7 separate regions of the Homo sapiens genome follow, and regions 2, 3, 4, 5, 6 and 7 are each linked to region 1. A link is a loop called in an ENCODE intact Hi-C map of the cell type or tissue named here. Cell type or tissue: endothelial cell of umbilical vein. All regions are shown on one strand.

The links. A loop is a pair of places that touch in the nucleus more often than their neighbours do. Peaks named below come from ENCODE experiments on the same cell type or tissue, not always from the same donor. Only the 100,000 strongest peaks of a DNase experiment are listed, where the experiment ranks them.
Region 2: it touches region 1 in a loop (5-fold over the local background); 2 of 110 quality-filtered maps call a loop at or near these places.
Region 3: it touches region 1 in a loop (4-fold over the local background); 3 of 110 quality-filtered maps call a loop at or near these places.
Region 4: a loop joins it to region 1, with 8 times the contacts of the local background. A loop is called at or near these places in 4 of 110 quality-filtered maps.
Region 5: a loop joins it to region 1, with 11 times the contacts of the local background. A loop is called at or near these places in 3 of 110 quality-filtered maps.
Region 6: it touches region 1 in a loop (10-fold over the local background); 4 of 110 quality-filtered maps call a loop at or near these places.
Region 7: it touches region 1 in a loop (9-fold over the local background); 3 of 110 quality-filtered maps call a loop at or near these places.

The regions. Positions count from the first base shown.
Region 1 is chr5:128,036,937-128,040,936 of GRCh38, reverse strand. All of the region lies in intron 2 of SLC12A2-DT (SLC12A2 divergent transcript), which reads left to right. Among named protein-coding and RNA genes, the nearest start is that of SLC12A2-DT, 44 kb to the left of the region's middle. In endothelial cell of umbilical vein, no CTCF peak of the experiment used is centred here; DNase peaks (open chromatin) are centred at 1,479 and 2,086; H3K27ac peaks cover 1,967 bases.
Region 2 is chr5:127,906,852-127,910,851 of GRCh38, reverse strand. All of the region lies in intron 6 of CCDC192 (coiled-coil domain containing 192), which reads right to left. LOC124901059 (a long non-coding RNA gene) reads right to left here and starts at 1,692. Exons shown (of 3, transcript XR_007058925.1): 1 at 1,650-1,692. In endothelial cell of umbilical vein, a CTCF peak has its summit at 1,549; DNase peaks (open chromatin) are centred at 111, 781 and 1,541.
Region 3 is chr5:127,986,744-127,990,743 of GRCh38, reverse strand. All of the region lies in intron 2 of SLC12A2-DT (SLC12A2 divergent transcript), which reads left to right. Among named protein-coding and RNA genes, the nearest start is that of SLC12A2-DT, 94 kb to the left of the region's middle. In endothelial cell of umbilical vein, no CTCF peak of the experiment used is centred here; a DNase peak (open chromatin) is centred at 2,473; H3K27ac peaks cover 990 bases.
Region 4 is chr5:127,871,101-127,875,100 of GRCh38, reverse strand. The region is part of intron 5 of CCDC192 (coiled-coil domain containing 192); the gene reads right to left. Among named protein-coding and RNA genes, the nearest start is that of CCDC192, 170 kb to the right of the region's middle. In endothelial cell of umbilical vein, no CTCF peak of the experiment used is centred here; DNase peaks (open chromatin) are centred at 2,380, 3,170 and 3,930; H3K27ac peaks cover 2,248 bases.
Region 5 is chr5:128,199,318-128,203,317 of GRCh38, reverse strand. No RefSeq gene overlaps it. Among named protein-coding and RNA genes, the nearest start is that of SLC12A2, 120 kb to the right of the region's middle. RefSeq lists a silencer at 1,709-1,888. In endothelial cell of umbilical vein, a CTCF peak has its summit at 1,786 (motif pointing right); DNase peaks (open chromatin) are centred at 1,787 and 3,977; H3K27ac peaks cover 425 bases.
Region 6 is chr5:127,885,681-127,889,680 of GRCh38, reverse strand. The region is part of intron 6 of CCDC192 (coiled-coil domain containing 192); the gene reads right to left. Among named protein-coding and RNA genes, the nearest start is that of CCDC192, 180 kb to the right of the region's middle. In endothelial cell of umbilical vein, no CTCF peak of the experiment used is centred here; a DNase peak (open chromatin) is centred at 2,180.
Region 7 is chr5:127,861,804-127,865,803 of GRCh38, reverse strand. The region is part of intron 5 of CCDC192 (coiled-coil domain containing 192); the gene reads right to left. Among named protein-coding and RNA genes, the nearest start is that of CCDC192, 160 kb to the right of the region's middle. In endothelial cell of umbilical vein, no CTCF peak of the experiment used is centred here; DNase peaks (open chromatin) are centred at 1,983 and 2,343; H3K27ac peaks cover 2,929 bases.

The DNA.
Region 1 (4,000 bases):
TTTTTTTGAGATGGAGTCACCCAGGCTGGAATGCAGTGGCATGACCCCAGCTCACTTCAGCCTCTGCCTCCCAAGCTTAAGTGATCCTCCCATCTCAGCTTCCTGATTACCTGGGACTACAGGTGTGCACGACCACACCTGGCTAATTTTTTGTATTTTGGGTAGAGACGGGGTTTTGCCATGTTGCCCAGGCTGGTCTTGAACTCCTGAGCTCAGGTAATCCTCCCGCCTCAGCCTCCCAAAGTGCTGAGATTACAGGTGTGAGCCACTGCTCCCGGCCCAAGTTTATATTTTTGCTGTTCAAGAAGATAGGCGAAAACTGAAACCTCTACCTACACCATATAGCCTAGAAGAGATCTCAGTGGCTCATCTTGAGTCAGATGCCCACTCATGGTTCAATAAACTATGGTCTAGAAGACAGGGTCATATGGATGTTTCTATTACAGCCATACAGATGGAAAGAGAATAGAGGATAATTATCAGAGAAGGAAATAGCAACACAAATGTTATTCAAATATAATTACAGAACTTACAAGTGGTTCCAATGTGTCTTCAATTATTTTAGGAGAAATATCCTTTTGCAGCTATGGCTTAGGTCATGAACAAAAGAGGAAGATGGATCCCTGTGCTAAGCAAGAGCCTGGGTTCTAGTATGAGACTGCCTATGTTGGTATTTCCCATCTGCTACATCCTGATTATGTGATGTTGGGCAAATTCTTGAGCTCTTTGTGATGCAGCTACCTTATTAGTAAAATTGGGAAGAAAATGATTCCTGCCTTGTAGATTGTTAAGAGGATTTAATTAGCAAATGGATAAGATATGTGTAACAGTGTCCATACATTAGTAAATGCTCAAAAAATGTTAGCTATTGATATTGTTATTACCATTAAAGAAAAAGTGGTGAACACTGAGCATAAAATTCAGCAGTATAGCACTTGTCATTCCTGTCTATTAACCCTCATTGTCCAATGTATTTGCTAGGTGCTGGTAGAGATTCCTAGTTTGAACTTAAATTAAATTTGTCACAGGATATCCTTATTGGAAATCCCAGATATGTGTTTACCATTCTGACTATTAGTCTTCTTTTTTTATTTTTTTATTTTTTTGGGTGGTGGGGACAGAGTCTCACTCTGTCGCCCAGGCTGGAGTGCAGTGGTGTGATCTCGGCTCACTGCAAGCTCCGCCTCCCGGGTTCACGCCATCCTCCTGCCTCAGCCTCCCAAGTAGCTGGGACTACAGGTGCCCGCCACCACGCCCAGTTAATTTTTTGTATTTTTAGTAGAGATGGGGTTTCGCTGTGTTAGCCAGGATGGTCTTGATCTCCTGACCTTGTGATCCACCCATCTCAGCCTCCCAAAGTGCTGGGATTACAGGCATGAGCCACCGCGCCCAGCTATTAGTCATCTTTTTAAAACATTCCTCCAGGTTTATGTGTGTATGCTCACAAAAGACACAAAGAGTTAAGTCAAAATGTACGGAGACCAGGAAGGCGAGTCTATCAGTAGCAGCAAAATGAAGATGTGAACAATCAGAAGTTTGAGGATCAGACAGTGACCTTCTGCTCCAGGCTACAGTAAATCAGAAAGGCACAAAATTTTGAAGGAAGAAAAAAGATTCATCTTTATATATATTTTTTCCCTAACTGCTATACAAAGCCCCAAAGCCTGGAAGTGTTAATTATTATATGATCAATAGTCCTAGCCAAAAAGAAAAAGAAAATATTTAAATATTGAAAGATTAATTATAGATAATTTAAGTCATATGACATAGAATGCAAATAGGAGTTTGGCGGCCACCAAATCAAGAACTTATTTTAGCAAAAATAAGAACTGTCTGTTTAAAATTTTAAAAATTTACTATGTAATTATTTTGAAGGTCAGATTTTATCAAATGAACCCAGTCTAAAACTACATGCAAAATATTATGAAAATGTATTAAAATAGCTTCTTCTGTTTTATTTACCACACCTACATTCTTTGTGCATATTCACATAGGAAGCAGCTAGAACTCAAGCAGGCAATTCCTTTATCTCATCAAAAATAGAAGCCAATAGTTGTAATGACTCACTTGTTTCCTTCTGCTTTCAATCCTTATCTTGGGACCACAGATTGCATTAGTTTTTTAAGTAATTGTACATCTTTTGTGAAGCACTTTGAAGTGGTCTGGCCATGTTTAGAATTCCTAAACAAAGCTAAGTTTGTGACTGAGCCCTATCTCTTTAATGCCACACTTAATATGATTTTGAGATCCTGCACAAGTCACTGACAAAAGGATCAGAGCCAAGCTCTTAGTTAAATTAAGAGATTTTCCTATAGTTCAATTTGTCATACTTTTCTTCACTTCTAAAATATACTATGAGCATGTCTAATTATAAATTCTTGGTAACTTGATGCTTAGAATTTTTTTCTTCTGTATTGTCCTTGACACCAATTTCTTTTTTCTCTGCATGAAATATAATTCAGAAGTTTGAAAACAATGAAGGTCCATATGAGATTAACCCAGGCACAATGGATTTGACTATTAATACAATGTTAAAATGTGTGGAGTGGAGTGTAATGGAAACTGCTAGTAGCTCCCCCAAATCCATTTTCCGCTTAGTCTGTATTAACAAAGTCCCGGTGTCCATCTGGGTACATGGCTGCCCCATATCAAAGCTATGTTTCTTAGCCTTCTTTGCAGCTGGGTATGGCCAAGTAATTCCCTTCTGGACAATGGGATTTAAGTGGCAGTCATGTTTGACTACCTTTGGACTTTCATGTGAGAGTGTTAATTACCTCCACACCTCACCACCCATCTGCATTTCATTCAATAAAGGAATAGTGGGAAATGATAATAAAGTAGTTATTATTAGTAATTAGTGATTATCATTGGGTACTATAAAGAAGCATGAGAGAGAGCTAACCATACCTCAGTCTGTAAACAGAGTGACAGTCCTGAGCCTTCACCTGCATTCTTAATTTTAATAGAAGCAGATCCATCCTTAAAAATACAAAATATTTGTAAACTGATGGTTACTTTTCAATTGAAGGTTATCACGTATTTTAGACACTACCCACTGATTTGCCTCTGTTAAAGGTGAAAAATGGGAATTGGATCCAAATCATGGCAAGAGAGATTTGGGCTATAAAGATAAATTTAAGGAAGAATTTAAAATACTAAAAATGATTAAAATCTACATAAAAGACCTCAATTTTGACTATATTTGAAAACAGGATAAACAGATGCATTTTGTATTCCAGTTTCTTCAGTCTCCTTTCTGATACAGAGTTGGATGAGTCCCCTACATATTGCATTTATTTAAAATTATAGAAGCACTTTTCTGTGAAAATAAAATACAGTATCTTTTCTTATTTTTATGTTTCTAACGAGCATTACTTTAAAAATTGTATTCACATTCAGACATAAGTGATTCTTAGGGAAGATCAAAAAAAAAACACAGGCTTACATTTTCATTTTTGTTGTGCAATTCTTAGGTAGTCAACTAAGTATATATTTAATCATATCAACGCATCCAGTTAAGCTATAATTTCTAAGCCATCTTACAGGTCATATAAAGGACAAAGATATCTTCATTGCACACTGTAAATATTTTGTTTAAAACATCAGGTAAGATTGGATATAATTATAGTTTTCTTTATCAAATTTAGAAGGCTGTCAACCACAGCACACATTCATTCCACTAGTCATTTTAATCAAGTCTGAAAAGCATAGGGCAAACATCACTCCAATCAGTTGTCATCTAGACCCTGGGGCAAATATGCTTAAGCAATGCTGAATTCTCCTGGACGTGAGAAAAGAAACAACTGTGAGAAGAATCTGCACTTCCTTGTAGTAGCCTCTGCAAATTCTTGAATGCTGGCCATCTCCTTTCACTAGAAAAAAAAATGAGGCAATTGATGAATTTCTGTTAATTCTACTACTCCTACAACAATAGCAAAACTGATGCTATTTTTTTCTATTATTACTTGAAAGAAATCTTGTAGAACAATCATATTTCTTT
Region 2 (4,000 bases), 130 kb after region 1:
CTCTCTCACAGTCTGCCACTTTTAAACAACCTCAAAGGCCTATTCCCCATGGGTTATACTTTGGCAGGACACTGCTGTTAGCCTGTGTATGGGGTCATGTGAAATACTGTGATCTGGAGAGTCAGTGGTCCTCTACTTACTACTGGATACCACCTTTCCTGTGGCTCCTGCATGGGAAAAGAAATCTCCATGTTTACTGCAGCGGGGAAACAATGGGACTTTTTGGGGAATTGTGCTACATTCAGTTATTTACGCTTCTACATATTTGTTCAGTTCTGAACAATCACTAATTCAACACTGGGAGTTTATGGCTGTATGGATTTCCCTAACTACACACCCAACCATTTATAAGCACAGCTGGAAGTTTCCTTTTATATTGCACCAATCACTTGCTAGTAAAGATGGATGCACTAACCCACAGATCTGAGAAAGCCAGCCACATTGGTTTTATCTGGATCTGAATTCTTTGTATTAGTTAATTTACTTAAGAAGCCAGTCTAAAGAGCTGCCACCCATTCTTGTGTGTTGAGCTTTTGCAATTTTTATTTAGTGAAGATGCCAAAAGCTTCGAAGGACCCACCAAGCAGTGATCTTGTTTAAAGGTTGATAGAGGATTTTACATTCATCATCTTGACAGCCATAAAGGCACATATTATTTTCAGATAATAAATAAGACAGGAAGAGTCTAGCCTCTAGCTTCATGCAGAAGATGCAAATCTGAGGCTTTGGAGGCTCAGAAAGGTCAACTTTTCTTTGCAACACATTCTGATTGTTTTCATCTTCTTATAGGCACTTGGCCTGTTTTGTCTAAGTTTAACATAAGCCTTTTTCACACAGGTGCTTTTCTTGGCATCCACAGAGGAAATGAGGAAACTGTGCCAAATTAAAATGAGCACATTTTGAAAATACGGAAATTTGATCCTTGTATTGATTCCTTTTCATAGAAGAGGCAATAAAAGCCATTGTAGAGATGAATTGAGATTGTGGTCTCCCTTAAGAATTAAAATATATATATAAACCATTCTGTCAAGCTTTGAACACTTCTATTCATCTATTTTGACCAGAAAATTTTAAAAAGAAGAATTTATCATTAGTCCAGTAAACTTCAGTGCATCATTGTCTTAGCACTTTATAACTAAAGCTTAAAAATAAAGTAATGCTATTAGGAAGTGCCCTGGACCAAGCTCAGAAAATATGAAAGTTGCTTCTAGTTTTTTTTTTCCATTAACTAGCAATGTGACAATGAATGAATTGTGTCACTTTACAGCTGTTGATATTGGAACTATTGTATACTAAGGACACAAAAGACTGCAAATTAGGTAGCAAGTTAAAAAGTAGCAAACATGTTAAAAATAGGAAAAGTCTGTTTTCTTCCTAAATGCAACCCATTTTGAAGAACACGTTTATCTAAATCTAGTATGGAATACCTCAAAATTTAATTGATTTCTTCTTTTTATTGATCTTCTATTCTTGCATAGTAGCAAGGGGAAGAAGTGAACTTAAACTTGCCCATTTAGGGTAACTCAGTCCTTGCAGTTTGGAAACAGAAGTGCTCCTACTTGTGGCCAGTCAACGTAAGGTATTGTGAAGGGCCTTGAAAAGTCCTCAGGCTCTGTGTGGTGAGGCAGTGAAATTGGCCCCAGACCCACCTGGGTGTGTATCTCCCTGTCCACTGCTCTCGCCCAGGGGTTGATCTTGTGTCTGCCTTCACAGACCTTTCTCCCTATTCTCTCTTCAGCTCCTCCTTCTAGCAACAAAAAGGTAAGCATTTTCTTTATATCACATCACATGACCTCCCTTTCTTCTTCATGCTGTAATCTAGGGCCAATTCTCCAAGCTTGAGTTCTTGATATACACTATAAATTGAACAATAATAAAGTTACATTTCATTGGTCAAAAAATGGTTGAATGTTAAAAATTTTGTGCAACTCAACCTATGAAGATATGATTTTGAGAGTCTGAGAAAATCATTTTTTCTTCTCAAAACCTGATTTTCACAACCATTATTTCCCTATAGAGCTTAAAAATCTCAACTTGGATGCCAAAGTTGAACAGTTATTCTTTGTACTATGCAGTGTTTACTCTTCCCTACCCTGAGGAGTAACCCTCAGCCTCCCACAAGGTTTACACTTAATGACAAAAGGAAATGCGAGGGAGAAATAAAAATAAAATAAAATTACCAAGTCTATAAATCATATCAGAGGATATTTCAAAATATTAGTGTTCTACCAGTATAAAAATTCAACTCAGGTACAAATATAACAGTTTTAAGTTTTTCTTGAGCATGTGACAACGCCAACATGATTATATTTTAGCAGGAAGAAGTGATGTTAAACTTTATTTCTAATCTAATTTGTTTGAGGTTTTTATTCTGTTTTGGGAAAGTAAAAGAATGACTTATAGTATTACTTTAAGAATAATACCCCTTTACACTTCTTTGAAAATTAAGATTTAGAAAAACCCTGTTCATATAATTGTATTTCATTTAGTTCTGAGTAAGAACCTGTAGACCTCTAAATTCCTAAGGGGAGAAACTGATTTGTCCCATATCAAAGAGCTGTTAAATTATATGACCAGGGGAAATAAATGTGTTTGGATTATTAGTATGTTTTGAGCATTTCCCCCTCCAAAATAATCATCTATCTGGAAACAAAAAAAAGCATGAAGTTAGCTGTCCCAGTGCTGAACAAGCTGTGAGATGTGTGTGGTCTGTGTGTGTATAAGACGAGACATTAGATGAGATGGGTCCTCTACAGGTGAGCACGATAATGGCATTAAGCCAATCTTTAATGGTTTATCCAAAACCATTAAATTGTGGTTGTAGTCTTAGAAAGTACCAACCCTGAGTAGGCAATAATCTTCCTTCCTTCACAAATACACTGCCTGTTTATTACAACCTGATTATGACTTAAAGAGTTTATGCACCATTTCTATTTGGTCTAGATAGGCAGAATGCTCTGGGTTATCAGATTAAATATCTGGATTTTCAGTTCATATGGATTCAACTAATTTTACAAACCGGCTAAAGATTTTTGTAGGTTTTGTTTTGAGAGAAGAGTCACCAGCATACCAAAGATTTTTGATGACTTAATTTTTGATAAATAATAAATCTTGTTATGTGAGCTACATTACTTCTACCAGTTTCAGCCACTGGTAACAGACAGATATAATGAAAATTTAAACCCTTTTGAAGTAAAATCGAGGCAAAAATCATTAATTACTTGAAATAGCTGATTAAGATAAAGCAAAACCTTTGAAATAGATGTCAGACTTTAACATTTATTTTAAAAGCAAAACTTTGAATAGATGTCAGACTTTAACATCTATTTATATTAGTCTCTCTGTTGAGAAAGGAAATAAATAATTAGAATAGTTTTTTATATCTAAAATTACTATAATTGATACTAATATTGGATCACAATAACTGAAGAATTGTAATATGCAAAATTGTTTTCAATGTAAATTACTTGAGATAACTTTATAACCCAAATCTGAAGTTTTAAATTAGGTAAAATAAAACATTTCAGTTTGTTTTAAAACATAAAATTTGAAAAAAATACCCCTATATAAATGAATTATTTTATTTTTTGTTCTGCTCTTATTTATTTGTTTAGTCTCTGTAGACACTAAAATTATGGCTAACTTGTGGGTTTCTTGGACTTTGTTCACAGATATGACTCCTTGTAACTTTTTCCAAATTCAAACAAGGTAGTGGTAGAGCTTTTCAGTAGTATAAAGATGTGGTTTTTTTCAAAACCAAAATGAGCTAACACTTCACACCTGTTAGGATGGCTATCGTGAAAAAAAACCCAACCAAACAAAAAAACAAAAACCAAAGAACCCTCAAAATATCAATTGTTAGCAAACATGTAGAGAAAATTTGAATCCTGGTGCACTGCTGATAAGAATGTAAAATGGTTCAGCAGCTGTGAAAAATGATGTGCCAGCTCCTCAAAAATTAAACAGAACAACCATGTGACCTAGAAATTTCACTTCTAGC
Region 3 (4,000 bases), 50 kb after region 1:
AGGAAAAGAAGAAGTCAAATTGTCTCTGTTTGCAGATGACATGACTGTATATTTAGAAAACCCCATAGTCTCAGCCCCAAATCTTCTTAAGCTGATAGGAAACTTCAGCAAAGTCGCAGGACACAAAATCAATGTGCAAAAATCACAAGCATTCCTATACACCAATGACAGACAAACAGCCAAATCATGAGTGAACTCCCATTCACAATTGCTGCAAAGAGAATAAAATACCTAGGAATGGAATACAACTTACAAGGGATGTGAAGGACCTCTTCAAGGAGAACTACAAACTGCTGCTCAAACAAATAAGAGAGGACACAAATAAATGGAAAAACATTCCATGCTCATGGATAGGAAGAATCAATATCGTGAAAATGGCCATACTGCCCAAAGTAGTTTATAGATTCATTACTATCCCCCATCAAGCTACTATTGACTTTCTTCACAGAGTTGGAAAAAACTACTTTAAACTTCATATGGAACCAAAAAAGAGCCCGCAGAGCCAAGACAGTCCTAAGCAAAAAGAACAAAGCTGGAGGCATTATGCTACCTGACTTCAAACTATACTACAAGGCTATACAGTAACCAAAACAGCATGGTACTGGTACCAAACAGAGATATAGACCAATGGAACAGAGCAGAGGCCTCAGAAATAACACCACACATCTACAACCCTCTGATCTTTGACAAACCTGAAAAAAACAAGCAATAGGGAAAGGATTCCCTACTTAATAAATGGTATCGGGAAAACTAGCTAGCCATATGCAGAAAACTGAAACTGGACCCCTTCCTTACACCTTATACAAAAATTAACTTAAGATGGATTGAAGACTTAAACATAAGACCCAAAACCATAAAAATCCTAGAAGAAAACCTAGGCAATACCATTCAGGACATAGGCACGGGCAAAAACTTCATGCCTAAGTCACCAAAAGCAATGGCACCGAAAGCCAAAATTGACAAATGGGATCTAATTAAACTAAAGAGCTTCTGCACAGCAAAAGAAATTATCATCAGAGTGAACAGGCAACCTACAGAATAGGAGAAAATTTTTGCAATCTATCCATCTGACAAGGGCTAATATCCAGAATCTACAAAGAACTGAAACAAATTTACAAGAAAAAAACGAACAACCCCATCAAAAAGTGGGCAAAGGATATGAACAGACACTTCTCAAAAGAAGACATTTATGCAGCCAACAAACATATGAAAAAAATCTCATCATCACTGGTCAATAGAGATATGCAAATCTCTATTGAGATTTCTATTCTGTTAGAATGGTGATCATTAAAAAGTCAGGAAACAACATGCTGGAGAGGATGTGGAGAAATAGGAATGCTTTTACACTGTTGGTGGGAGTGTAAATTAGTTCAACCATTGTGGAAGACAGTGTGGCTATTCCTCAAGGACCTAGAACGAGAAATACCATTTGACCCAGCAATCCCATTACTGGGTATTTACCCAAAGGATTATAAATCATTCTACTATAAAGACACATGCAAACGTATGTTTATTTCGGCACTGTTCACAATAGCAAAGACTTGGAGCCAACCCAAATGTCCATCAATGATAGACTGGATAAAGAAAATGTAGCACATATACACCATGGAATACCATGCAGCCATAAAAAAGGATGAGTTCATGTTCTTTGCAGGGACATGGATGAAGCTAGAAACCATCATTCTCAGCAAACTAACACAAGAACAGAAAACCAAACACCGCATGTTCTCACTCATAAGTGGGAGTTGAACAATGACAACACATGGACACAGTGAGGGGAACATCACACACCAGGGCCTGTCGGGGTGGGGGGACTAGGAGAGGGATAGCATTGGGAGAAATACCTAATGTAGGGTGACGTGTTGATGGGTGCAGCAAACCACCATGGCACATGTATACCTATGTAACAAACCTGCACGTTCTGCACATATACCCCAGAAATTAAAGTATAATTAAAAACAAAAGAAATTTTTTTTAGTGTTATAGAATTAGTATTGGTGAATTCCTTCTTTGCTATTGTTTTAAATTTCCTTTGAAAACAAACAGCAGTTGAATTAAATATGTTGAATTGGGAATATGCCAATATTTTATTCTTCTTAAAATTGGAGAATGTGATGACTCTGAAACATATGCATCCTGGCTTAGTCTAAGCATCAGTCATTGATTGCTGTGGCTGCCTTCAGTGTAAATCTTGTTTAACCTTAGTCTAGCTCAAAAGACAAAATGCTCTCAGTTAGGTTTGACAGAAGAACCTGTAAAAACAAGAGGCTTACATTGTACCTCTGGATGGTTTGGAGTAACTTGTGATAGATACTCTGTTCACCTGGCATAATTAGATTCAACATTGTTAAAATGTCTGGATTCATAATCACAGCTCTTGGGAACATTAATAAATTGTGGAGGCCATTTTGTTTGCATTCCACAAAGGATGATCTTTTTGTAAAGCTTGCTGTGCAGGGGAGATTTTTGGGCTCTCTTCCAAGATGACTCAGCTCTTGTCTGGCTGTTCTATGAATTGGTTACTTGGAAAATAATGTAAATAACAACTGCAATGGTAAATTACAAGTAGGGACAGCAAGCATCCTGGACATCTAGCATGCAAAAAAGCCCTGCCCATTAAGGCAGGCATTTAGGTCAGTTGCTGATGCTATGGAGGCAGATGTTATGGGAACATTGTAGCGTACATGTGTTTGAGCACATCTTGCTCAGGGATGCTGGATGTGCCTCGCATTGCCTTGACCACAGACACTGACCACAACCAGGTATCTGGAGAGGATGGAACAAGAGTAGTGCAAATTTATAATCATTTCTGAAAAAAACAAAACAAAACAAAACAAAAAAACCTCAAAGCTCCTCAAATTCTAGAATATACCATGTGGTTAAACAGCTAATTACATGCTGCCTATGTTTTCCTTAATTTGTTCCACATGTGATAGTCTTAGCTCCCCAAATAGACTGTTAGAAGGCATAGTCCCTGACAAAGCTGGGAAGCATGAGGAGCTGGTATTGGAAGTCCTCCCACCCACCCTCTCCTGGTGTCCTCCACTACCCTCCCCATCAGCCCCCAGAAGTACTACTGTTGTATCCCCTTTCCCCTAATAGGACACTGTGCTCTAGGCCTACCCAGTGTGACCTTTCCAATTAGGCAAATCTGTTAGAATTTGCTCAGTACTTACTGTGTGACCTCTGGAAAGCTCCTTATCTCCTTGTTTCCTCCCTGTATGGAGCTAAAAATACTGGATGGTTGTGAGGATTAAACAAAGTAAGGTATTAAAATGGCTTAAACAATGTGTAGCACATGTAAATAGTGTAATAAATGCTGCTCCTCTTTGCTTCTCCTCAGTTGAATTCTAACTGTACTCTACACTTACTGAGGCTGACTCTCATGAGTTACATCTGTAAATGAGAATTATGTATTTTAGAGTAGAAAAGGCTTTAGAAATGATCCAGGCTGGAAGTTTTTGAGGAGTGTTCTCCATGGCCTCGGGTTCCTCTGGGACATCCCGAGGAAGGCTGCAGTATTGCCCAAGGAGCAGAGCTGGTAGAGCTCTGGCTTTTGACCTCTTTTAATCAGAGAAATACTGCTTTTATCAGTTGTAAATAGTGAGATTTTCATAAGATTTCATTTTGGGAATACAAAAGTGTTCTGTTCCTTGCCCCCACCCCCACCCCCCAAAAAATAGTTTGAAATGCTGCTTTGGCCAATACTTCATTTTATGGATAAGGGAAATGAAAAAAACTCAAAGACATTACAGATTCAAGCCTTTGCCTTGTTCTTTCTACCCCAAGTCCTTGGACTCTCCCTTCTTGGAGCACTTCCTTTAGCGTTTTAAATGCCATTTGACCAGACTCCACATTGAACTGTACTCTTGCAAGCTTTGTTCAGTAAAGATTTATTAAATTCAAATTACCACCAAAACTTTCACAACTGTTTATGATTGAAGCCCCTTCTACGACTGCCAACATAATCTGAGTTTCATTTGTTCACTTTTTGAAATCC
Region 4 (4,000 bases), 170 kb after region 1:
TTTCAAATACACTCTAAAGTGTGATACGACCACCAAACGCTGGTGTTTTCTGATATTTAGTATGGGATCCATACAGGGAAAGTGTCAAGGGTAAGAAAGCGTCAAGCATAAGAATGGTTTTTAAGCAGTAATGAACAGGAATGCCTTACTCTAAAATAATTTGATTTATGAGATCGAAATCTTTGGGAGAACTGCATTAGGAACTTGTTACATAATCAAAGGATTCACCTCGAGACTTCATGACTCGAAAGTTCCTTTTAGGGTTTCAGAGTAGATTTGATTCATTAAAATTGGATTTATCTGCAACTTTGGAGAAGCTGTCTGTTGTGAAAGGTGTTGCATTTGCGCTTTCGTGTTGCTTTTGTATAGCTACCTTTCCACTGAAGAGCTCACCTTGCCAAGTCTTTGTGGGCTGGTAATTAGGAAGCCGGGAAAATAATCTACTAACATTTCTTATCAGACATAAATCTTGAGATAGGGAAGGGATGGTTTTTGCTCACTAGGTAAGATCATATTCTTCCCTGGCCTCTGAAGGCACTATACTCAGGCAGTAGGGAACCACTCTCCTCTTTGAGAGTAACACCAGTAAAATCAATTTATCAAAAATGGTCTTAAATAGAAACAGGCCTCTCATTTCAAAGACCCCTCATTTCACTTTTTGCTTTGTTGCCAGTACAACTACATACATCATCTGGATGATTTATGAGATCTAAACCTTTGGGAGGTCACCCAGATCAGGTTATCTTCTAGACCCCAAACAGGAAGATCAGCACTTCACTAAAGCTTAGTTAATGGCATGAACATGGCTAAAAGAAATGTGTTACTCGAAGGAGAATGGTAGTCATGGAACTTCTTTAAGGGGAGTTAGAGGGTAGAATTAGGCAGGGTTCAGCCAGCACAATCCAGGTGAGAGGTACCGTGAGCCACAACACAGAGGCCTGGTTTTCATGGCAGTACTTGTAAAGAGGTGGCACTAATTATTAGAATGCATCCTCTGGGTGTCAGACACGATGCTGGCCAGCTGTTGAAACATGAAGGCTGATAGTCTCTGCCTCCAAGTCATGAAGACCTTCTAATGAATTCCCTTCTTCTGAGCCTCCATTCACTGAAAGCCTTCATAATTTGGCCTGTCATGTAGATTAATTCAGGAGAGACCAAGCTGACCAAGAAATATGTCTGGGTATTTGACAGCTGGACAGCTGTGTTTTTCAATTATTAAGTTGGCATTTTAATATATACCTCTGTCTCTGGTGAGTTGGTTTGGATCAACTTGTTCATGAGGATCTCATCTATCCCAGGCCTGTGGTGACAGCACCTTGTGAGGTCCTGGATGGTAACCATTGACCTTTTCCACTTCAATACTGTTCCATGCTCAAATTTCTACACTTTCTTTTTACAATTTAGAACTTTGGAGATATAGAGTAGGAGGAAGGGCACAGAAATGAAAATTGAGAAAGTGGAGAGAATGAGGGAAAATGAGGCAAGAGAGATTGTGAAGGGAGTGCTAGAAAGTGTCCAAAAAGAACTAACAATAATATGTGTGCTGAAATGTTAAGGACTAGGTGTGCTGATGAGAGCAAGTTGCACTGAAATGCATAAATAAGACAGTTTGATAGAGAAACAATAGATACGTGTTAAACCGAAGATAGTAAAATATTCACTATAGAATCTAGTTTTTGAGTTATATGGGTGTTTACTATATAATTATTTCAACTTTTTTGTATGTTTGCAATTTTTCATTATAAGATATTAGGGGGAGAAAGAACTGAAGATTTATCTTCCTTACATTGCCCCTCCCTTAATTCTTAATAAATGGTATTCAAATTCTCAAATCATGTCACAACTATTCATATGCAGATATGTATTTTTCCAGAAACTTTTCTCAAAGTATGCATTGACAGTAAATAAACACAAGAAAAAATAAATGCAGTGAGGTGAGAATTAATGAACAGTCACTAGGAGCTGGCATGGTGTCTGTCACTAAGAAAAAGTCTTACCAAGCTACATTTTCATTTTGATGGAATAATTTGATGGATAGAATGCAGGAACTCAGTGGACAGACACAGGGGTTCTCAATATCAGTTAAGAATTTCACCTTTCTAGGTACAAATTTTAACTCTTTTTAAAAAAATATTCAATTACCAGACCACTTTGCTGTCTGTCTTTTATGGTGATTATATGTTCTGTCTCTTCTTACTATTATATATTTGTATATTTACCTTATAATCTGAGAAAGAAATTGAGACTATTTAGTTTGGAGAAGACATTACAGCATACAGGGCAGTCATGCAGTTGACTTTAGTTACCTAAGGGACTATTCAAAAGGAGAGGAAGCTGAGTCAAACAATGTTGTTCTCAAGATAACATGAAGAACAATGGGTAGAAACCATGAGGAGGCAGATGTTGGCACAACATGAGAAAGAGCCCTCCACACAATCAGAGCTGCATCCAGAACAGGATAGGATGCATCCTGGCAAAGACCTCCTGCTCTGGGAAAGATCAAGCAGGGACTGGATGGACATCTTCAGGCAGGCCCTTGGTGACCTGTGGGACTTGGGTTGAGAGGTCACTGGAAGTTGGGCTTCCCTCAACTCTTTCCACTTCTGGCTTTCTCCAGCTCCCCGAGGGGCACAGCACATGAGTAAATGGACATCTCAGCCCTCAAAGCCTCCAGGGTTGGTACAGTTGGTATACTTTAAAGATAATTCTGGTATTTGTGAGAAGCTAGATAAGAAGGTTAACAAAGCCTGTGCGTCCCTTAGAATTCAAGGATAATGTGAACCAAAATATCACTTTATTATTTAGCTATAAGGGAGGAGAAAATGAAATTTAAATTAAAAATTGGATAAAAGACTTAGATTGGCTGTCTAACATTTCTGTTGAGACCTTTTGATTACTCAGATACATTTAAAAATAGTTCAACATCTTCATCTTTTTTTTTCTTTTCTCCAGAAAGAACTGCTCTTTGCTATTAATTCATAGCTTTAACCAAGCCCTTTGGGCATTTCAAACAATTCAATTTGCCAACATGTTTTTTATTAGTCATAGACATCAAATGATTTCAGCAACAATAATATTTTCCTTGCTGTTTGGCGTTCACTAGCCAGGCAACCCAAATGTCATACTTGAATCTAATGCAGTCTATTATGGTCTCCTTAGTAACTAGGAACTCTCTTTGGTGATTACTGAAAGGATAGGAAGGCTTTATAGCTTGGAGGTAAATTCCTATTACCGTGCTCTTTTCCTACTTCTCCTACCGGGTGGAAAGAGGGAGGAAATCATGTATTTGTGCAATGTTTTGAAAAGGAAATATCTATTCGTATCATATTGCTGAATGGCTTGCATTATTCCAAGTTAATGAGAATTAGAAATAACCAGGGAGCTATTCATAGAAGAGCGTCAACACAAAGTTGCCAGCACTGTTTAAAATTTCTGGGTATTTCCACATACTTTAAACCGTGGCAATTACCCAATTGCCTGGCACATGACATTTCTAAGCCTTAGATTCATGTCATAGGACTACTGTGGGGATCCAAGGACATAACATAGAAATGACATTACCCGACACTATGCCGTGTAGTAGTTATGTCTTTCTGGTTTTGTCATTACTCTTAAAACACATAAGAGAAATTTTCAACTCTTCACTAAAACACTAAAGTATCTTTTCTAAGCACTTTCTCTAAGTATACTTTAGTGTTTTAGTGAAGAATTGAAACGTTACAGAAAATAAAATGGGAGTTATCATACTTTACAGAAAATAAAATTCATACTTAATTGAAAGCAAGATGTTTCATTTCTTCTTCTTTTTTTAGAAATTAAGTTTTCTGCATGATTACATTGATCTCCTCACTTTGGATGGGTAGACAAAACTTAATGTTCTGAAAACAGACATGCAAATAGCCTTGATTCAATCTCCTGCCAGAGCTGGCCCGGTGCCTAGGCAAAGTCAGTGGCTGCCTGCGTGTAATGATGTGAGGAGCACTCCAAGGCACTGCCTCTT
Region 5 (4,000 bases), 160 kb before region 1:
GCAGAGACTGCCTGTGTGTCCAATGGCTAGTCACCAAACTCTATACCCCTGTGCATTAGTCCGTTTTCACGCTGCTATGAAGAAATGGGTAATTTATAAAGAGACTGGATAACTTCTAAAGAAAACAGGTTTTATTGACTCACTGCTCCACATTGATGGGGAGGCCTCAGAAAACTTACAATCATGGCAGAAGGGGAAGCAGGCACATCTTACATGGTGGCAGGAGAGAAAGTGTGAGCGTGTGAGGGAGGCACTGTCAAACACTTACAAAGCCATCAGATCTCGTGAGAACTCACTATCACCAGAACAGCATGGGGGAAACTGCCCCCATGATCCAGTCACCTTCCATCAGGTCACTTTCCTATATATGGGGGGATTATGGGGATTGCAATTCAAGATGAGATTTGAGTGGGGACGCAAAGCCAAACCATATCACCCTGGTACCCCCAGATTACAGCACTGGGAAGATGAGAGGAGAAACATATGTGACAGCACTCAAGAACCAGAACTCAGAACTCAGGGGCTAGAAGGGAACTTTAGGATCCCCACCTCCCTCATTTAACAAATTTTTCAAAACTAGTCTACAGAGGTAGATGTAAGACAACTTGATATGATAATTAAAATTGATTTCACACCACTAGACCTGAAAAAGACAAATTCATGCACATTTGCTAGCTGTCAGAACTTTAAGCAGGTGACTTCATCTCTCTCTTCATTTTATGATTAAATTGCCAATAAAAAAATCATCTCATAGGACTGTTCTCGAGATTACGCAACATACTTTGCAATGCAGAGATCAGAATGCCACACTCCACACTCATGTAACTCAGATGGGCCATGCAGACGTGAGGTTATTGGACTTGAGATATAAGCAGCTTTCTCTGGAGCCTGACGTCTATCTCCAACAGAAGGAGAGAACTGAGCAGGAGATCCTCACCTTACTATGGTTAGAATGTTTGTGTCCCTTCCAAAATTCATGTTGAAAGTGAATCCCCTGTGCAACAGGATTAAACATGCATCCTATAGGAAGGTGATTAGCATCTTATAAAATGGCTAGAGGGGGCAAGTTCATCTCTTCTTGTCCTTTTTGCCTTTCCTCCATGTGAGGATGGGGTTCGAGGTGCCATCTTGGAAGCAGAGATGGGGGCCCTCCCTAGACATTGAACCTGTCTCCGGAACTGTGATAAATACATTTTTGTTCTTTACAAATTACTCTGACTCAGGTACTCTGTTTACAGCAACACAAAGGGACCGAGACGCCTCTCTTGTATGAGGTCTTGTCATGCCAAGTGTATGGGATTTGGAGTCAGCCTGGTCACAGTTTGAACCCTTGTTACACCATTTTGAGACTGCGGACCTCAGAGAATCTGTTTCCTCTTCTGTAAAATGAGGTGACTATTCCTCTTCTGTAAAATGAGGTGACTATTCCTATCTAGCTTGGGGTACAGTAAGATTAAATAATGCATGTCAGATGCCTGGCACCTAGCGGGGATCCAGCTCATCTAGAACCTTCCCCGCTCTTTCCCCTCGCTTGTGTGGCAGGAGTGGTCTTGGGCATCATGAAATCATTCGACCCCAAACTGTCTCCCCGGCAGGAGTTTGTTTTGCTTTCTTGAAATCGGCCATCATTCAATTCCTCTGCCAGAGTCCATGTTAGCCTGAGACCAACTGGAAATTTTTTGCCTCTGAGAAAGGAAACCAGAGAGACTCCTCCGTGAGCTCCGGAGGAAGAGACGCCAGCCTTCTGACTTCTCAAAGCATGTTATTCGCATCACTACCTACTCAGGCCACACGGGGGAGCCGCGGGCCGGGCAAAGGCGAGTCCGCGCGCCCGCCCAGCGCACACCTGCCCGGCGGTGGCGGATGCCGGCTGCGGGCTCCCAGCGTGGGCCAAGAGTCCTCACTCGGCGAGTTACACTGAAATCAAAATGAAGCAGAAAGATGTGGCTTTAAAAAGAGAAAAACATTTTCAAGTCACGTGCTTTTTTCTTCGCTTCCCTCTTATCGTGAAATCTGAGAAATGTCAAACAAGAAAGGAATGAAGTAAATCAGGATTACAGTTTAATTCGAAGGCAGGTGGTGGGGGGTGAAGGGGAGGGAAGGAGGGAGGGAGGAAGGAAGCAGGAAGGAAGGATGGACGGATGAATGGGTCTATCCTAGGATCCTTCTGTTGGTGTGAAGTTGGGAGTGACTCGGGTTAAGCAGAAATGGGATTATGCGAACCCTCAGTCACGTGTCTGGGAAAAGGATCTCTTGAAAGACTGGAGGTTTTAACAAATAAGGATTTGCCCGCATTCGTGTACTTTTCGGCACTATTTTCTCAAAACAGCAGACACCTGTGGGACTGAATTGTTCACTAATCCTCAAAGAATAAAAGCAACCTAGAAGCATTTAAAGGGCAGTTAAGATAACAGCCTGAACTTGGACAAGCAGGTGGCCAGTTCCTTAAGCAAATACTTAGACACCTAACTAAACACTACCTCTCTTTTTTTCCTTGACTTAAGCATTTCAAACCAAGCCCCCACCACCTTCCTGAGCCAGGGTCCGCAGGAGCTCCAGGGCCACTACACATGGTGTTGCCCTGCCCTAGATAATCAGTAAGTATTCACTGAATCAATAAGCACTTTAATAAATGATCCTCTCTTCAAATCATCATTAACCTTAATCCTTAGCATGAAGGAAATAATGAAATAATGGTTATTATAAGTTAGGTCTCAAGAATTCAAGCATACATGAAACATGCCATGCAAATCATATTAGTGTGTAGTTGTTACAACTAGAACACTCAACCAAGTCACACGTTCCAAAAAGCTCCAATCCTAATAATGCTCCATGCCTATAACCCCTTTGAGCTATTCCCCTGTCACCAGCAGCCTTCCCCCTTTATAGATTTAATCTTTTCATTCATCCCTTCATGAAGTAAATCCTGTATTGAAAACTCCAAGCTGCTCACAAATAAGATAAGCCACTAGAGGTATGAAAGTGATTGTCAGTTACTCAATCTAATGGGGAAATCAAATAAATGACAGTGGGATCGTCCAACAGATCAGGTGGAAGGGCTACAGGAGGAGTGTGGTGATGGGATGTCACAGGAGTTTTACAGAGAAGGTGACTTTTGAGCTGTGTCATCAGGAAACAGTAAGACTTTGCTAGTTGGAAAAAGTCACAAGTAATAACTGCAGTTTCCCAATTCATAATGTTTAAAAAGCATGGGTTTTTGAGTCACACAGTCCTTAGACACTTGACAAGATAAGGCATTAATAGCAGAGGTTCATTTGGCTTTTTCACAGTGATAAATTCATTTATTTTTAAAATATTTTGGCACTCCCCTTTAGTTCTACAAATGTACTGATACTATACTACAGTTATCAGTGAAGCAACAGCATGTAGGAGTGGGATCCATGGGTTCACCTAATACCTTAAATATCTGCCATAATCTCTTGGTAGTCCTTCCCTCATCAGTGATGAATAAGTGGGAAACAAAATTATTACACAACCCATAGTGTTCATAAGAGAAACCAAACCAGTTCTTTGCTTCATTCATTCACTTATTCATTGACTCAGACATTAATATTAATTGCTGATTATGTTGCAAGCCTTGTCTAAGGTTACTACCCCTAAGGAGCTCCCAGATTGGTGTAGACCACAGAACAAAACCAGGTAACTCAAGTGTGTTACCAGGTGACACCAGCATAGTGAGGACATGAAACGGCCAAGCTGGTGAGCACAGAGGGGCACAGCAGAGAGGGACCCTAATCCAGACCTGTGGCATCAGAGAAAACTTCCTGGAGGAGGTCTTTCTGAGCTGCTTCTTGAAGAGTGCTGTACTTTCCTCTAATCTGGTCTGGAGGGCTCTCCCTGGAGAGGGGTTATAAATTCTAGTCCTGCCCTGATGGGGCTACAGGAAAGGCGGTCATGAGTATTTACAGTGTGCCTTTCATGGGATACTACTTTACCCTGGTCAATGGCCTCATGCCTAAGTGTCTGACTCATGACCAGG
Region 6 (4,000 bases), 150 kb after region 1:
CCTGTAATCCCAGCACTTTGGGAGGCTGAGGTGGGTGGATCACCTGAGGTCAGGAGTTCAAGACCAGCCTGGTCAACATGGTAAAACCTCATCTCTACTGAAAATTCAAAAATTAGCAGGGCGTGGTGGCGAGCTCCTGTAAGCCCAGCTACTGGGGAGGCTGAGGCAGGAGAATTCCTTGAACCTGGCAGGCAGAGGTTGCAGTGAGCCGAGATGGTGCCACTGCACTCCAGCCTGGGGACAGTGCAAGACTCTGTCTCAAAAAAAAAAAAAGAAAGAAAGAAAAGAAAAGAAAAGGAAAAAAAAAGAAATATGCATGAGAAATCAGTCATTTAAAAGGGATAAGAGTATTTACTTATTTATTGCCTTAGATTAAATTAACCAAAAGGAAAGCTGATATAATTGAGGCAACAGAAGACTTGTAGATCTATCAGTTTTCTTCAGGAATGTTTTCAAAGGATGAAAGCTTTTTTATATAATAGAAGTAAAAGCGTTCAGCAGCATGTGCTCATGAAAAAGGAAAAAAGAAAACCTCAAACCAGTTTCCATTCCCATGAGCATTTATTCTGATGTGAATTCTTAGCATCTTGGTAGTGCTTTATTGATGAATAAATTAAGGTACTTTATTTTGTTTGCCATTATTTCCACATATGTATCTTTGTTTAGAACCCACAGCTTCTGCTAAATAAATTACCTCCCTTTGGCTTCAGATCAAAAACAACCTCAAAAGAAGGTCATCTTTTCTGAAATTCAATTATTGACTCTCTCTTGGGACTTACAAGGAAAAGTTATGGCTATGAAAAAGAAAAGATTAGCCCCTTGTATCTGGAAATTTTGTTTATAGCATCAAGATAGATGGATTATATAAGGTCTGGTTTAAATACTGTCTTCTTCTGCCACAGTTAATAAAACTAGGCACTGATTCTCACATTCAGAGTAGTCAGCTGTGTATTTCCCTCAATTTCTTTGACAGTGTCTTAGATTTGTGGAGTTAAGTACATTCTATTAAAAATTAGTATGTTCAATTCTAACTTTTGCTTCTATGACTACATGACACTTAGTGGTTAACATCCATAAATGAGAACAGTTAAATAAACGTGGCATTTCCATTTTCTCCTGCAATCCTATATGAATTAGAAGTATAGTGATACTAGATCTAGTATTCAGGAGCATGGTCCTGATTTCAAATATCTTTGAGTATGAATGTAAATTTATACGTGAGAATTTATGTCAAGAGATGTCCTGACTTTTTTTTTTGTTTGTTTGAGCCAGAGTCTCACTTTGTTGTCAAGGCTGGAGTGCAGTGGCGCAATCTCGGCTCATTGCAACCACTGCCTCCCAGGTTCAAGTGATTCTCCTGCCTCAGCCTCCTGAGTAGCTGGGACTACAGGCACCAACCACCATGACTGGCTAATTTTTGTATTTTTAGTAGAGGTGGGGTTTCACCATGTTTGCCAGGCTGGTTTCGAACCCCTGACTTCAAGTGATCTATGTACCTTGGCCTCCCAACGTGCTGGGATTACAGGCGGGAGCCACTGCACCCGGCTGTCCTGACTTTTAGATCTAACAATACGATCACAATACATATATAAGGTATTAAAAATTGAAAATTAAAAATATGTATTTTAAAGGAGTTCTCATGTTGAAAGCTTGTTAATCTTTAAAAAATAGTAAATAAGGTTGGGCGCGCTGGCTCGTGCCTGTAATCCCAGCACTTTGGGAGGCCGAGGCGGGTGGATCACGAGGTCAAGAGATCAAGACCATCCTGGCCAACATGGTGAAACCCTGTCTCTACTAAATATACAAAAAATTAGTCGGGCATGGTGGTGAGCGCCTGTAGTCCCAGCTACTTGGGAGGCTGAGGCAGGAGAATGGCATGAACCCAGGAGGTGGAGCTTGCAGTGAGCCGAGATCGTGCCACTGCACTCCAGCCTGGGTGACAGAGCAAAACTCTGTCTCAAAAAAAAAAAAAAATAGTTAATAAAAATTATGAATTAATTAATGTTACACATAATTTAAAATGAAAATGAATAATGTCTGGTTGTGGCAAAACCTTACAAAAATGAAATAAAAATTAACTACATATTGTCAGAAATTTTCCAGAGGTTTTGGCAGTCATCCAAAGTTACAAAAACCTATTTACTCTGAAGAGCCATCAAAATTGTTCTGGTCAGCTGGGATAAAGGGACTGGAAGGCATTGTTTTTCAAATAGGTTGATGTATTGTGAGTCAACTTAGAGGATGACACATTTCCCTGAAGTCAGAATCCTATTATAGACAGCCTAGTGTGATAAAGAATTTTGCCATCCTATTGCCTTATACATTTGGGGATTTTTTTTTTTTTTTTTTTTTGAGACAGAGTCTCTCTCTGTTACCCAGGCTGGAGTGCAGTGGCACGATCTCGGCTCACTGCAACCTCCACCTCCTGGGTTCAAGTGATCCTCATGCCTCAGCCTCCAGAGTAGCTGGGATTACATGCATGCACCACCACACCCAGTTAAATTTTGTATTTTTTGGTAGAGACAGGGTTTCCCCCTGTTGGCCAGGCTGGTCTCAAACTCCCTACCTCAAGTGATCAGCCTGCCTCGGCCTCCCAAAGTGCTGGGATTACAGGTGTGAGCCACCACACCCAGCCTTTTTAAGAGTTAAGATAATATAGATTATAACATAGAGATTCTATAGAGCTAAGTTTTATCCCCTTGATCTGTCTTGTAAGTACTTGTTCTGCCTTTGAAGACTGGTAACAATTCTTGTTTTCTTTCATTCCTGAAGCATACATCTATTTCTCTTGCCATTTCTCTTTGCATCCTTTCATTTCCTTGGCCTCAGCAATCTACCTTTTTGAGTTACAATCAATCAATTTACCATTGACCCTTGAACAACACAGGGGTTAAGGTTTCTGACCTCCTGCACAGTTAAAAATTCACATACAACTTTTGACACCCCCAAAACTGAACTGAACTACTAATAGCCTGCTGTTGACTAGAAGCTTTACTGATAATATAAACAGCTGGTTAACACAAATTTTATGTGTTATATGTATCATATACTGTATTCTTATAACACAGTCATCTAGAGAAAAGAAAATGTTATTCAGAAAATCATAAGGAAGAGAAAACATATTTAGTATCCATTAAGTAGATAAATGGATCCAAGATCTTCATCCTCAGCATCTGAGGAGGACGAGGAAGAGGAGGGGTGGTCTTGTCATCTCAGGGGTGGCAGAGGCAGAAGGAAATCTGGGTATAAGTGGACCAGCACAATGCAAACCTATGTTGTTCAAGGGTCAACTGTATAATAATACAAGTTCAGTCTGTGACTGAGGGCTCCTCCTTCCTTTGTTTGCCAAGTTCTATTCAAAGTTCTCTAGAATAGGAATGGGGCTCCTTCCTTATTTACCAGGAAAGCCAGGGAAAAAAGTAGCCCCGGAACATGTCTTGACCATCTTTATGGAGCAGATGCTCTATTGGTGTGCCCAGATTCAGATGATAGCTTGGCATGGCAGGACTTCCAGGTCTTAGTGGAAAACTGGGGAGTCGGGGACATTTATAGCCACAGTTTCTGGGATTAAGAAAAGCACGTGCAGAAGAGCAGTAACATTTTCAGTCTTGCCAGACCTGTTTCTTATGCTTGCCTGAGTTAATAATACACTTTTTCTGGGATCCAACTGCATACGAGGCAACTAAGGAGCAATGAATGCTGTTCCTCTTACATTTCTTCTTTTTAATCATATGTTCTTTGGCAAATATCAAATTATGGCTTTATTTAATTGAGGAATTTAGAGGCATAGTAGGGTAATCTGGTCCAAGCCAGTGTATCTTTAGAATACCATAGTAAATTACCATATACACATAGATTACCATAATGCACAGAGGTATATATCTAATATACATATTAGATACATATAACATTATCCCACTGGCCAGAAATAAATGCTGTGCCTTCATACAGAAGTCTCCTGCTTGTCCAGCAGGATTTGGTTTTGTGCATCCTTTCTAAA
Region 7 (4,000 bases), 180 kb after region 1:
CAAAGCTGAACTACCTTCAAGTTCATTTGCCTGATAGCTACAAGACAAGGTCACTTTGGGGGTCTCACTGCAAACATATTTTATAGTCCCTCCCAATTCTGTCCACATTCATACAATTTTATAAATGTGTACTGAAGATATCTGATCTAGTATGGATGACACTGTAGTCTTTGTCGATTTGATGATAAGAAAACCATGTTTCCAATACTGAAACAAAATCACTCCTTGTTTTTCTGAGTTAAAACCTTAGAGTCTAACAGTCTGACAATCATTAGCTTAACCTCTCCCTTCAGCTTTCCTGAAGCACCTGTCCTTGACCACTAGGGCAACCTACACCCCAAACCTTGAAAGGTGATGGAAAAAATAGCAATAGTCTGCTACAGCTGAAAACTTCTTTACTTAAAGGTGTCAGTCCTGCTCTGTGGAAGTAGTTGAGCACCTGGGGAAATGGTCTGAACTTCAAGCAGTATTTGCACTCTAAATCAAGTTTAATTTCTCATACTCAACATTTCAGCTGTGATTTTAGTTACTTTTTTTGTTTTATCCTTCTCCCCTATTTAGAGAAGCTTTTTGTTCATGTTATGAAGCCATGTTTCATAGGTGGAGAGACAAGAATATTTAGATTTATATATAGTTATTTATTTATTTTTTTAATTTGAGTCGGCATCTCGCTCTGTCGCCCAGGCTGGAGTGCAGTGTCGTGATCTCCGGTCACTGCAACCTCCGCCTCCCGGGTTGAAGCAATTCTCCTGCCTCAGCCTCCCAAGTAGCTGGGACTACAGGCACGTGCCACCACGCCTGGCCAATTTTTTGTATTTTTAATAGAGACGGGGTTTCACCATGTTAGCCAGGATGGCCTCAATCTCCTGACCTCGTGATCCGCCCACCTTGGCCTCCCAAAGTGCTGGGGTTACAGGCGTGAACCACCATGCCCAGCCATTATATATAGTTATTTTTAATAGTCCTTAGAACATAAGTTTAATTTCAGAGTGTGATGTTGCAAGTGAATTGGGTTATATGTATGCAAGGTTAGGTTGCCAAGACATGACCCAATAAAAGAAGCACTTGATACTTGTAAATAGCATGTAAACAGAGAGAGAGGGAAAGGTGTGGTGGTGATGTGAACTTTTACTATGGAGATATTAGTAAGTTTCATATTGCATATTTTAACAAGCCTAAACAAATGTCCTTGCTCTAAAACAAATCATCACATACAGATTATTCTTTGGTTTTGTTGGATTCAAGGACTATCTTGTTAATTTACTCACCAGCAAGATGTCTTAACTAATTCCATTACAAATCTAGCACAGAAAAGACAGCACATGAAGCTGAACTCCCAAGCAAGGATCTTTAAGTAGATCTCAATATCCTATCTGGTAGCCCTCTAAGCCTGTTTCCATCAACACATGCTCATTTCTGGGAGATATGCACGGATAGCAGGTAGGGAGGGAACTTGTGGATTTGGCTTAAAACCACTTGCCTCATCTCCCACTAGTGACTTGTGGTGTCACAACTTCCCAGAGTCTGAGAATGTAAAATTTAGGAATAATCATATGAGTTGTTAATAAAGAGGAGTTTGAGGATTTCCCAATGTAGATAAATGGTGAGTTTCCTGCTATGGTCCTGACCCAGAAAACTCAAGTGAGTCATATTTAATCAGTTATGTTTTGAACTCAAACTTTCTGATCATCCTTTGTAATAGTGGGAGCGACAATGACCTGAAACAAGACCACTCAGATATGAAAATGTTTGGTGCCCAGAAATACATCCTTGGTACACCCTGGATTGACTCTGATTTTTTCTAGGTAAGAGTGAGGCTGACCCAAGGCCAGCCAAGCTTCTGTAAAACTAAAGCTCAGGAGATGCACAACAAATACATATATTTTGACTGTTTAAAAGAACAAACAGATGAATAATATGCTCCTTAATTTTGCTCAGTTTTTATGCGTCAAAGTTGAAAGTGACCTCTACTTGCTCTAATTTCCGTTTTATAGTGCCTTATCTAAACTAACAATGTCAGTTACTCTGAGTCACAAAGGAATTTGACTTTTCAACTCGAAGACTTTTTTTTCTTTTTAATTGTGATTTTAAAGTGCATAACATAAAATGTACCATGTTAATTTTAACCGTTTCTAAGTGTACAGTTCGGTAGTATTACATATAGGCACATTGTTGTGCAACCAATTTCCAGAAAGTTTTCATCTTGCAAAACTGTCCAATACCCATAGACAACAACTACCTGTTTCTTCCTCCTTCCAGCCTCTGGCAACTAAAATTCTAGTCTCTAGTTCTGTGTATTTGACTCTTCTAGGTACCTCATATAAGTGGAATCACACAGTATTTATTTTGAGATTGACTTATTTAACTTGGCATGATGTCCTCATTATAATTTACTCTCCAGCAAGGCATCTTCTCTAACTCCATTACAAATCTAGCACTTTATTTATGTTGTACTATGTGTCAGCATTTCCTTCCTGTTTAAAGCTGAATACTATTCCATGGTATGTATACATATTGTTTATTCATTCATCCATGGATAAACACTTGGGTTGTTTCCAGCCCTTGGTTACTGTGCAGAAGACATTTCTTGAGGTAGTGATCATGGTAGCACAATAATTACAATACTTGCCTTTTCCAAATTAACTGAAACTTTTTACCTTTTAATTATAAATTTCATTCTCTCTTTTCAAAAATACTTACTTTTTGTTTTTGTTGCCAAAGAGGCACATAGGCCTTAAAGTGGGAAGACATTTTGAAGCCATCTCAGATCTTATTATATGGTTCTGGTAGTACAATTTCTATCACAGATTTGTAAGTTAAGCTTTCCTTTTGTGTCTCACTTAGAGCCTTCCTCCTTTTTTTTTTTTTTTTTTTTAAATAAAGGAACAGTCTATGCTACTGTCACTGTGACTTACAATGCTTTTATTGGGAAATGCAAAACCTCCATGACAGATAGAGCCAGGCCTGAAGTCATCAAGCAGACATCACTCAAAGCATTAGTATAAGAAATAGGAAAACTCAATGCATTAGTATAAGAAATAGGAAACCTTATGATAAATATTCAGGGGCTGTTAGAAAAGAAATTACCATCAGATAAGCTAATTAAGTGGTGAACTTCTTTCAATCTTCTACTCTTTTGAAAAAGAGGTGCTAAGGTTTCCCCTATTGTTCTATAGTTTGGGATTTGCACATCAGATCTATCTGAAGAGTTTCTTAAAAATACGCATGCTCTAGATTCTCTCTAATCCTACTCAGTCAGAGTTTGGGGAAGTTTGGGCATGAGACTGTAATTTGGCTTTTAGGCTTTCTGGTTGGTTCTGATATATACAACTATAAAGATCAACTGTCAACTGAAAGAGTATCTTAGGTAACAGCCAGGTGCTGGCCACAAAAGCTGTGAGAGTCCTTGTGGGCATGTGTATGCTTGTATCCATGAGGGCACTGAGGCCAGCATGAATGTTTTGGGGGAAGTAGAGATGGCAGTAACTCCAGAATGTTGCAGATGGGGAGGTTCCCATGAGAACTTGGTCCATGTAACATGCCTGCCATTTTTCTGTAGAAGGCCAGTTTCAGCTTGAGAGAGAAAGAGATTTGTTGAAGCAAAGGAATTGCAGGTTTTTGAAATTATAAATATTGCAGTGCAGTTAAGGAATTTGTGGAGTATAGCAGCTTCCTTTCTTAGCGTAGATATGAAGAAATAGTAATCAAAGTATCAAACTGCACCAAGTCATTCAATGCTCCAGCACTCCCTCTGTCTCTGACTTGGAGAAAAAAAACCCAGTCCTTCTGGTTCTTATTTCCCACTCACAACTCCCTTAAAACTCATTGCAGATCAAAACAACTAAAAATGTTTCCATACCTGTTTTCACGCTCAGTACATTTTTCAGTTATTTCAATGACTTTCATAGGCTTCAAAGAAATCTAGCAGGAAAAAATCTAAGTCCTTTTCCTAACTCCATCAACAGCAGAGTAATCTGAGGCAAGTGCCTTGATGTTCACT